Regions from separate parts of the Homo sapiens genome. Here region 1 is linked to region 2. Evidence: read pairs that join two places in POLR2A ChIA-PET (ENCODE). Cell type or tissue: PC-3. All regions are shown on one strand.

The links. ChIA-PET counts read pairs that join two places held together with the same protein. Peaks named below come from ENCODE experiments on the same cell type or tissue, not always from the same donor. Only the 100,000 strongest peaks of a DNase experiment are listed, where the experiment ranks them.
Region 1: POLR2A ChIA-PET joins it to region 2 with 5 read pairs; 3 of 35 experiments call an interaction of 5 or more read pairs at or near these places.

Annotation. Positions count from the first base shown.
Region 1 is chr5:82,590,890-82,595,889 of GRCh38, reverse strand. No RefSeq gene overlaps it. Among named protein-coding and RNA genes, the nearest start is that of MIR3977, 250 kb to the left of the region's middle. RefSeq lists an enhancer at 4,258-4,799. In PC-3, no CTCF peak of the experiment used is centred here; no DNase peak of the experiment used is centred here.
Region 2 is chr5:82,362,057-82,367,056 of GRCh38, reverse strand. No RefSeq gene overlaps it. Among named protein-coding and RNA genes, the nearest start is that of RPS23, 86 kb to the right of the region's middle. RefSeq lists an enhancer at 662-1,861. In PC-3, a CTCF peak has its summit at 2,373 (motif pointing left); DNase peaks (open chromatin) are centred at 1,056 and 2,376; H3K27ac peaks cover 2,514 bases.

The sequences.
Region 1 (5,000 bases), 230 kb before region 2:
AAAAGGTATTTCAGAAAGAGGGAGTAGCATCTTCAGGAAATAGCTCTGCTGCCTAGAATGTGTCCTGTACAGAGAGGGAACCCCTAAAGCATCACAACGTAAACTATAAATGTCTTTGAGACTATTTTTAGCAGCAACTAGACCACCAAAATTAAGGGGTTAAGAAAGCAGAGAGGGAGTGAGAGACTATTTTTATACGTATGCCTCTACCAATGTTTCACCTTGCCATATCATATGGTATCATAAGGACTAGCAACAACCCAATCCAGTTCACAAGGAACTGAATTCTACCAACAACGTGTGAGTAATCTTGGAAGCAGATATTTCCCAAGTAGAGGCTTGAGATGACTATAACTATGCCTGGGACTCTCAGGCAGCCTGTGAGAGAAACAGAGGACTCAACTAAGCCCCACCTGAATTCCTGGCCTATAGAAATGGAGATAATAAATGCTATTGTTTCAAGCCATTACGTTTTGGGGTAATTTGTTACCAGCAATAAATAACTCTAATGCACGCTTCTGGTTCCTACCTAATATCCTCACAGTACACCTTGTAGTCCAGCTGTTGCTATGGCAACCAGCTTCTCGCAGGTATAGTCTGACAGCACCTCTCCTTAAGTGTAAATACTGTTAATTGCTCACTTTGTGTTCTGAACTTTCTGACACCGCTGGTCTGGGGCTCCTGTGGGAACTTGCTCAGCATTACACATGTGCAGACCTGGAACTATGAGAGGGTTACCACCCAGTGGGGCAACCCTTGACCAGTGAAGGGTAGGAGCCAGTGGAAACATGTTTCCTCTTTGGTCTCACAGATGGACAGCTCTGAAATATAGGTTGCACACATCAAGCACCAGTTACTGACAGCAGTGATTAACTCAGTTATCTATTCTTCATTGGCTTTCCCTCCTACCTGTTAACCTCCTCTCAAAGAAGTCATTTTGCAAAATAAACTGCCACTCAACCCTTTGTTTCAGACTGTTTTTGGTTAAGGGGTAGGAACCCAAGCTAAGGCATTTTGTCTCCTTTCAGCACAATGTTAACAGGTCAAGGAGTGATTAAGGTATTGATGGTTCTTTGTTTCTTATATATTGAAGAACAAAATTTCTAGCAAATTCTAGTAAATATATATACTTTCCTTGGCTTTATAGTACAATATGATGCCTCTTATCTCTTATTCATAGCATTTCTCACCCTACCGGCACAAAACCTGTTCAGCCCAACATTTCCTCTGACAGACACTGCCACAACAGCATATACACACTATCACAACTCAAATACACTGTATGCTTGGATCAAAATTCAGTGGCCCAACCTGAAATGTTTGCAGGGTATCAGTTTATCATATACAGTATAACAATTGAGAACCCCTAGCAAATATATTTGTTTAAGTTAATTCCATGGTGCAGGTTTAACTCCCAGTTAATCTTTTTGTTATTTTTACAGAAGTATAAAGAATACCTCTGATTACTGCTGGGATCAGCTATCTGGTCAACTGCACCTAGACTCCAAGATGTGTAGCCTATTTCAGTTTCTCAAACAAAACCAGTTTCTGTAGAGCTTATGTAATACCTGACAGCTCTCTGCAGAAAGAAGGCCAAATTCCAAATGTTCGCCTCATAGTCTTTGCCCCAGAATCCAGATAAAAATTTTTACAAAAGGGGTGTGTGTGTGTGTGTCTTTGTGTCTGTGTCTGTATGTGTCTGTATGTGTCAGTGAGAAAGAGCATTTTACAACTGACCTTTCAAGAAATTCTATAGATCTATTTTTTAAAAAGAAAAATGTAATGCCCTCTCAGGATTTTCTAAATTAGAAAGAAAATTTCTTTCCTTTTAAAATCACTGGCAAAATTTTCAATAATGATAAAAGAGACCACCAAATAAAATGCATTTATTATTGGATTACATAGTGTTCTCTCTTTTCCTTCCTGATCTCATGCTGAGATAAAACTTCTAATTCTCTCTCTCAACTCTGCTCATTTTTTATCCCAAAACCCAAGCTGATTGGCTCTCAACTGTACTTGATATTTATCCCAAAACTAATGAGGGATGAAAATAGAAGGGAGAATTGAGGAAATTTTCCAAACTAGCCTAAAGAGGCTATTCAAATTGCTTCTGAGCATCTCGGGGCAACTTGGGGCCTTCTAAAGAATTTAAGTATAAATAAGCAAATTTCACATAGCAACAAGCTTGCTGTGGAAACTAAATGAGTCACACAACAGCCTGTGGTCATGTATTAATTTGTTCTTTTCTTATCTTTCTTTGTATTTTGTCTAAAAGAGAAGTCAGCAAACTCTCTATTAAAGGACCATATACCAAATATGGCTTGTGAACCATAAAGTCTCTGTCACAATGGCTCATTTCTGTCCTTTAAGCATGAAACAGCCATAGACAATGCTAGTCTGCCAGCTGTATCTTTCCAACTCCTGTTTAGAACAAGAAACTTAAAGAACTATGGAAAGAAGTTACCATCTTTATGTTCCTATGAAATTCTTTTGTCCCCATGACTCAGCCACTATATTTGGGAATATTATAATATATGGAAAGTAGAGAAATATGTCTGTGGTGAATATGGAAATTCATAACTTTGAAAAATGTCCAGGATAGGAAACACAATTGAAAATAATACAGGTCTGTCTGTTCTGATAGATCATCCAAGTTTAGCTTCACGGCATGACTACTAGAGTTTGGAAGTCCAAAAAAATTGCTGCTGTGTGCAATGGATAGCTATGTGAAACATAGAAATAAATAAAAATGCAAATGGATCATTATCTCAAGCAGAAAATGGTTAAATTAAGCTATTTCTAAAATAAGTATCTCCTTGACCAAAATGTTATCAGACTGGGACATATCTAATCAGCATGCTGTCTCACATTCCATAATATATGACACCACTCTGTATGTTTGACATGACATTAATAGGCTGAGGCAACATTCAATAATTCTTCCCTCTCTGCCTCATCTAAGGTTTTATAGAAGGTCTTTACAAGATATGTCAACCTCTGAAATCATAAGTGTAAGTGTTATACAAATTTTTCTCAGAAGAATATTCATCACTACCCACAGTTGTCGCAGAACTCCATGATCCCAAAGTAGGAAAAATCATATCATTAATGAATAAATGAAAAAATGAAACTGATCACTAAAGCTAAATTGCAGTCCAGCTTATATAGTATGCATGAGAGAGCAGCAGAGAGATAAAAATCATTCAAGTTAAAAATTACACTCTTCATTGAAACACCAAATATCACCATTACTTGATTCTTTTGTGTTTACTATTATATTTTTCTTTCAAATCCTTTTTAAAAATACCCTTTGTTTTAAAACATTCTTTAATCATGAAACTTGTTTGTGATAGTACTTCCCCAAAAAAAAGAAAGAATAATAATAAGAGGGAGGAGGAGGAGAAGGAGGAAGGTAAGGATGAGGATGAGGATGAGAAGGAGGAGAAGGAGAGGAAGAGGAAGAAGAAAGAGAAGAAGAAGAGGAAGAGGAAGAAGAAGAAGAAGAAGAAGAAGAAGGAGAAGAGGAGGAGAAGAAGAAGAAGAAGAAGAAGAAGAAGAAGAAGAAGAAGAAGAAGAAGAAGAAGAAAGAAGAAAATAATGATAATGGGAACTTCAGCACTAAGATATAGGGAGCTCAAAGTAGGGTTGCCAGATATAGGAAATAAAAATATAGAACACCCATTTAAACTTAAATTTTGTATAGAATATACTTATACTAAGACAGTATTCATTGTTTATCTGAAAATCAAATTTAACTGTATATCCTGTGTTTTATCTGACAATGTTAGCTGCAAGGAATATCACTATTAATCTTACAAGGAAAATGAGCTAAACTAGATTTAAATCCATAACACTTTTTGAACCCATCAGAGAACTGAGTTTGCAAACAAATAACTGGCTCAAAATTTTAGGAAAAACAGTTGCCTGCTGGGAGATAGGAGATATGAGCACTCTCTTACCTAGATCAAAAGTAACTGAACATCAATCAGATTCTGACTCAAATAATTGGTGAATTCATGAAGGCCAAAGCAAGACTGGGAGGACAGCAGGAAACCACTAAGAGACACAGAAATTTAAAGAGTTCATACCCTCCTGCCCCTCTTTCCCTGCAAACCCCACCAGCTGATCACAGAAATAGAAAGTCTTAATTGTGAGGCAAACCTGGGGAAAAATAGCAGCTATATGAGAGAAACCGGAAACTTCACCAGAGTTTTTTGTCTGTCTCCTCTATTGAACAAAAGTCTTAAACTATACGGGTGGGGAAAGGAAAAGAGATGGTTAGGCAGGAACAAAAATCACTCTTGCCTTTAAGGCGTAGGTAAAAATTCTTTGTAGCTGAGAGAAGAAAAATTAAAAGAGAAAAAAGCCTAATCTTGTGTCAGGGGCAGAAATACACACTGCACCAAAAATAACAGCCAGGGAAGGAGAAGAAGCATTAAGAAAGCCACACTCCTAAAATTCTACATAAGCCTGAAATTTATAACAATAGAGAATGCTCTCTTCCACTGTCATCCAAGAAAATAAGTTTAAATAACAATAAGAATACTGCAGGGAGAAGGCCATTGAAGGAGCAAGAATGTGCAAATTAGACCCACTGTAAGGCAAAGTAGAGAGGAAAGACTTAGGGTGCAGGACCAAACAGACATTGCTCTGGATAATGAATCACCACCTTAAACATAAGGCATCACTAAGAAATTTGAGTCATCTGGAGTATTGAGGGTAATCACAGCAATAGCAAATATCAAACTTAGCTCCACCCTTAACTAAACCAACTCAAATTCCCATGTTAAAGACCCAACAGAAGGAAAGATATGCCCATTTTCAGGCATAAAAACTATTTACCTCAGTCTCCTCTGTCCTATACAAGCTATCCAGCTTTCAAAAAATATTAAAAGGTATACAAATAGGAAAGAAAGAACACACAAAGCAAAGCAACCATCAGAACCAGACCTTGCTAAAACACAGCTATATGAACTATCTGAAAGAAAATTTCAAAATAA
Region 2 (5,000 bases):
GTGCTGGGATTACAGGCATGAGCCACCGCGCCCGGCCAGTTTTTGTATTTTTAGTAAGGCAGGGTTTCACCATGTTGCCCAGGCTCAAACTCCTGGCTCAAGCAACTGTCCACCTCGGCCTCCCAAAGTCCAGGTATTATAGGCGTAAGCTATCACAGCCAGCCTCTGGCTTTTTTCTAGCCACAATCAACTTTTATCCAATTAACTAAGTCTCCAAAACTTCCCATGCTCCCAAGAGGAAGTGAGTAGAGATATAGATGAAAGAAGATTGGCTATAAGTTAATAATTTTTGAATCTGAGGGGTGAGGGTTTATTATACTCTTCATTAGCTGTAGATATATTTTATGTATATTTGAAATTTTCCTCAATAAATATTTTACAATAAAAAGTCTAACTATCAATGAAGTCAGTCAAGTGCAGTGTTTTAAATAATAAATTCTGAGAAAAAAAAATCTTCAAAAAAATACTATAGCATCAATGCTATTCTAAATTCTGTCCTCAGGCAATATAAGCCCTTTCTTGCCCCTTACTGCAGGTAATTCCGATGACACACTTTCCTCACCTCCTCTCTGCCCTTCTCTTGCACTTATAAAACATAATCAGTCGTTTTGACTGGAGTGTGGTGGACTCTTGGTTCTATGATTCTCAATAGTATATACATCTCCTCTTCCGGCTAGGAAAGGCAACCCCTAAAGGAATGGCTTTGCCAACTGACGAATTAGTTGGGGAGATCATTTGTGGGCAAATCCTCTGTAACTCCAATGTAGTAGATGCTGTTGGTGCCCTCCTCCGATCCCCTTCACCAGCTAGGACACCAGCCTCTCGCTACAGAGAAGGTTGGCCAGGGCCATGCTGGTAAACGTTTAACATCTGGCTGCCTGTGGAGTGTAAGGCCTGGGATTTGTAGCTTTTGTTGATTTTCATGATGTAATGCTTCTGTCCTGGCCGATTGCAAGCTGTCAGGGTGAAGTCACAGAAAGGGCATTTGGGAAGTGATGTGCACACAGCACTCGTGAGCTGTGGTGAGCTGACTCTAGCACACCATGACTACATACAGCTTATAGCTGTTCCTTTCTCTGGGGAATTGCCTCCTGACTGAAGACTGTCGCCTTTCAGGCTTCACCTATGGTTACCTGTAAATAATGACCAACTGATATGGGTGTACAAAATTCCAGTCCCCTTGCCTCAAGGTGAGTCAATTCTGTGGTGTGAATCATTCATCAGAACCCACCCACACGCACACAATGAATCAGATCACAGTCCTTGAGAAGACATCATTGTACAGCTCTTTGCCCTTTCCTCTCCTGCATCTCTCTCTTATTAGTAGGTTTTTCCCCCTAAAGAATATGCCATGCCCTCAGGGAATTGCATGCAGCTAAATGCTTGCCTCAGGCTCTGCTTCAAGGGAACCCAGCCTGAGACACATTCAAAACGTACCCCAAGGGGTAAGCTTTCCTAAAATTTCCCTCCAATACACTCCAAATAATACAAAGAGATAATTCTAATCTTAGGAGATACAAAAGTACAGCCCAAAGCATCCAACTACAGATCCCACATTTTTAAAGTCTTCTTTCACAGTAAAAATGCACGCAAAATTTTAACCTATGTTCCATAATATCTCTATTTAACACTAAAAATGTCATATTTTTCTCCAGAATTCTTGTGTAGAGTCAATGTTCCAAGATGCTAGACTATATACGTCCCATGGCTGTTCCAACGAAGAAGGTAAGCATGCCCCAGTCAGAAAAGCCTGAATAAACCTGAAAGCCACTCAAAGCCTGAGTGCTCAACTTTCAACTCGACAATGAGCAGTGTGTGTTGCCAATCCTCAGAGACTGTCTCTTCAGCACTAGAAGGTCAGAGCAGACCTACTCCAAACACAGTATTAGTATATCCCAGTTTCTCCTTTAATCAGGAAGGAAGGAAGGGAGGGAGAGTAAAAAAAGAAAGGAATTCAACCACTGAGAGTTAGACTTCAAAATGATCTTCATGTATTCTTTCGTATCTTCCTTTTATAGATGAGAAAACTAAGATTTGGAGCACAAAGTAATTTGCTGAAGGTCAAAAAGCAGTTAATGCTGGAACCAAGAGCCCCACATCTCTGGATTTTCAGGCAGGTTTCTCTGCTTGCCCATGTTGCCTGCCCAGCTTCTGAGGACAACGTTGACTGTCCTGTGAATTGGGATCACTCAGTCAAATGCCTCTGCTGATACCCCAAGGTTGAATGGCAGTTTGTTTAGCATGGCAGCTTTCAGACTCCAAGTGTTTCTGAGTGTGTGTTAGAAACCACCATTTCATCCAAAACTGGCCGAAGTGGAGAATTGTTTTGTACTTCCCAGCTGTATTTCCTTGAAAATAGATGGTCTGAGAATGCCCTCTGGTGCCTTCCTACTGTGTCTTCAAGCACTTTAGAGGCAGGAGGTGGCTGTGGGAAAGGATGAAGAAAAGCTAGGCTCCTGGAAATGGTTTTTTCTCTCAAAAAATGTGGCGTGGGCATACTGTCAGCAAACCGTGGCAGGATTCGACCAGGAAGTTGGATAAAAACATAATGTGTGGTTATGCCGCCTCTGTTGCATTTGCCTTTTTTTCTCTAACAATGAATATAATTCTTTTTAATTGCACAATTATTTAAATACTTATTCAAGTCATATTATATTAATACAAGGCATAGAAACAATAACAAATTGGTAGGCATAAAAATCTCTGACACAATTTGAATTTAGGCATATCCTTTTCTGGTTTTCTGCATAATATGATTACCATTTCCCAAGAACATGAGCAAAAGCACACTCCCTGGGTCCTCAGAATGGAGCGCACCTTCTCAAGTACACTGCCACTTTATTTTTAGTGACATGTATTTGAGAAAAAGAAGATTGACACTTCTTCCCCAAGATGCACGCCTCAAGAAGTTGAAAGGAGCACTGAGTAGAACAAAGGGGGGGAAAGCAATCAAAGGCTCTCTAGGGCTATGACCTAGATGCATTTGTCCCTTTTAATCCCTACATTGAACAGAAATATGAAATATAAGATTTGGGAAGGAGAGTATCTAGTTTAGCCCTCCCTCACATCAGGACTGGTCATAGCAATACCTGTCATTTATTGAATATTAACTCAATGCCAGGTAATATAAGCATTTCACATGAATTATTTCATTTAAATCCTCACAGCCACCTCAGGAGAAAGGTGCTATTATTTTCTGCATTGTGTAGATTAGAAACTTGAGTCATGGAAATATTAAATGCATTGCCCAAGGTCACTCAGCCACTAGCAAAGCCAGAACTCAAGCATCAATCTGCTCGGCTCCCAAGCCCATGCTTTTAGCCCTCCGGATATATGACGTCCACAACTTTCCTAAACAGCCTTCCTGTTCCCTCTCCTTAAATTCATCCAAACAATGAGCAAATCATTCTATTATCTAACAGCTCTCATTGCTTAAATCACCCCTGTTAGCCCCTATTTGGTACCGGAGGGATGCAGCAGTTTGCTCCCTGTTCTACTTGACCTTCCTTTAAATATTTGAAACCAGATATCAGCTCACTAATCCACTTTCCCAGCTTGCTCTTGTCTAGCTAAACTGTCCCAAGGTCCTTCAACGGTTCCTTGTTTAAGTCGCTTTTCAGGCCTTTCACTACCCGGGTTCACTCCAGCTGTGTAGCAACTCTCCCCACAAAATGGAAATGCGATAGCTAGTACTGAAAAACTCCCTAAATGTAGTCTGACTATAGCAGGGCATAGTGGGACTACAGCCTCCTTATTACCAAAATCATTTCTAATTAAAAGGCATCCTTAATCCTTACAGCAGTTGCTTCACACTGGTCATTCATGTGGTGCCCACAGCCAACAAAAACCCTCAGCCTTTCTCCCACAGAAAGTAAGATCTTCCCCCCAGCACAAATGCACACTAAAGTTCTGGACTAAAATGAAGGATTTATTTACTTTAAACTTCATATTCTTATTTGATATGGTTTCTTAATTTTTCCTCACGATTGAGATCATCCAAACCTCAGGTCAAGATGGCCAAAAAGGTGAGGTCCACAGACAGCCCTGCAGCCTCCCTCCCAAGTGGCACCACCTGGAATTCAGTGCCCTTCACATATCCCTGTCCAACTGGCCACGAAGCCTCCTAGTTTCACTGTCACTCTGCTCGTGTACCTTCATCTTTCCCACAAGGACGTCATAAGAGACTCTATCAAACGTCTTCCTGAAATCCAGACACATTTTGTCTGTGGAATTTCCCCTCCCCAGCAGTCTCCCCACTCTATCAAAAAAGGAAGCAAAGTTCGTTGGGCATATCTTGTTTTTAAGCAAACCCACATTTCGTGAATCCATATTTATACATACCACCAGGCTCAAGGGGATGTTTATTTCAGAAAATGAAAGCTTTTCCAAGAAACCTAATTTTAAATAGAATAGAGAAATAACATTTTAGCTACATTTTTTCACTTGTAAAAGCACTTGAAAAAACATATATTTTCAGGTCCATCAATACCACCATGGGACTCAGCATTTATGATAGTATTTAAGTGATAGATGTCACTTAAATACTACATTTCCAAAATATAATTAAACTTTGACCACAACTGCATTAATCAGGATTGGAACTTTACCTGCATCATACTTTAACCAGAGAAGTAAATCTCACCAAGGCAATTTGATATCTGGATTGAGTTCTGTATTCAGAATACATTAAATTCCACCTTCTAAAACTTTCTGGACAATGACCAGAATGTCTGCCATTCTGGACAATGAGCTGCCATTGAAAGTCTTCGATATCATAGACAAAGATCCCATTGTGTAAGCATACTATACATAAATAAAACCAAAAAAAAAAAAGATGAGGACATTTTTTAAAGATATTATTTATCGAAAGTAGTGTACCATATATTTAGAATATGTCAGGATGTTCTGAGAGTTTAACAAATGTGAACTCACTTAATCCCTGAAACAACCCTTAGCGATAGTCACTTTTATTTTCTTCATTTTTAACAGAAGGGAAAATG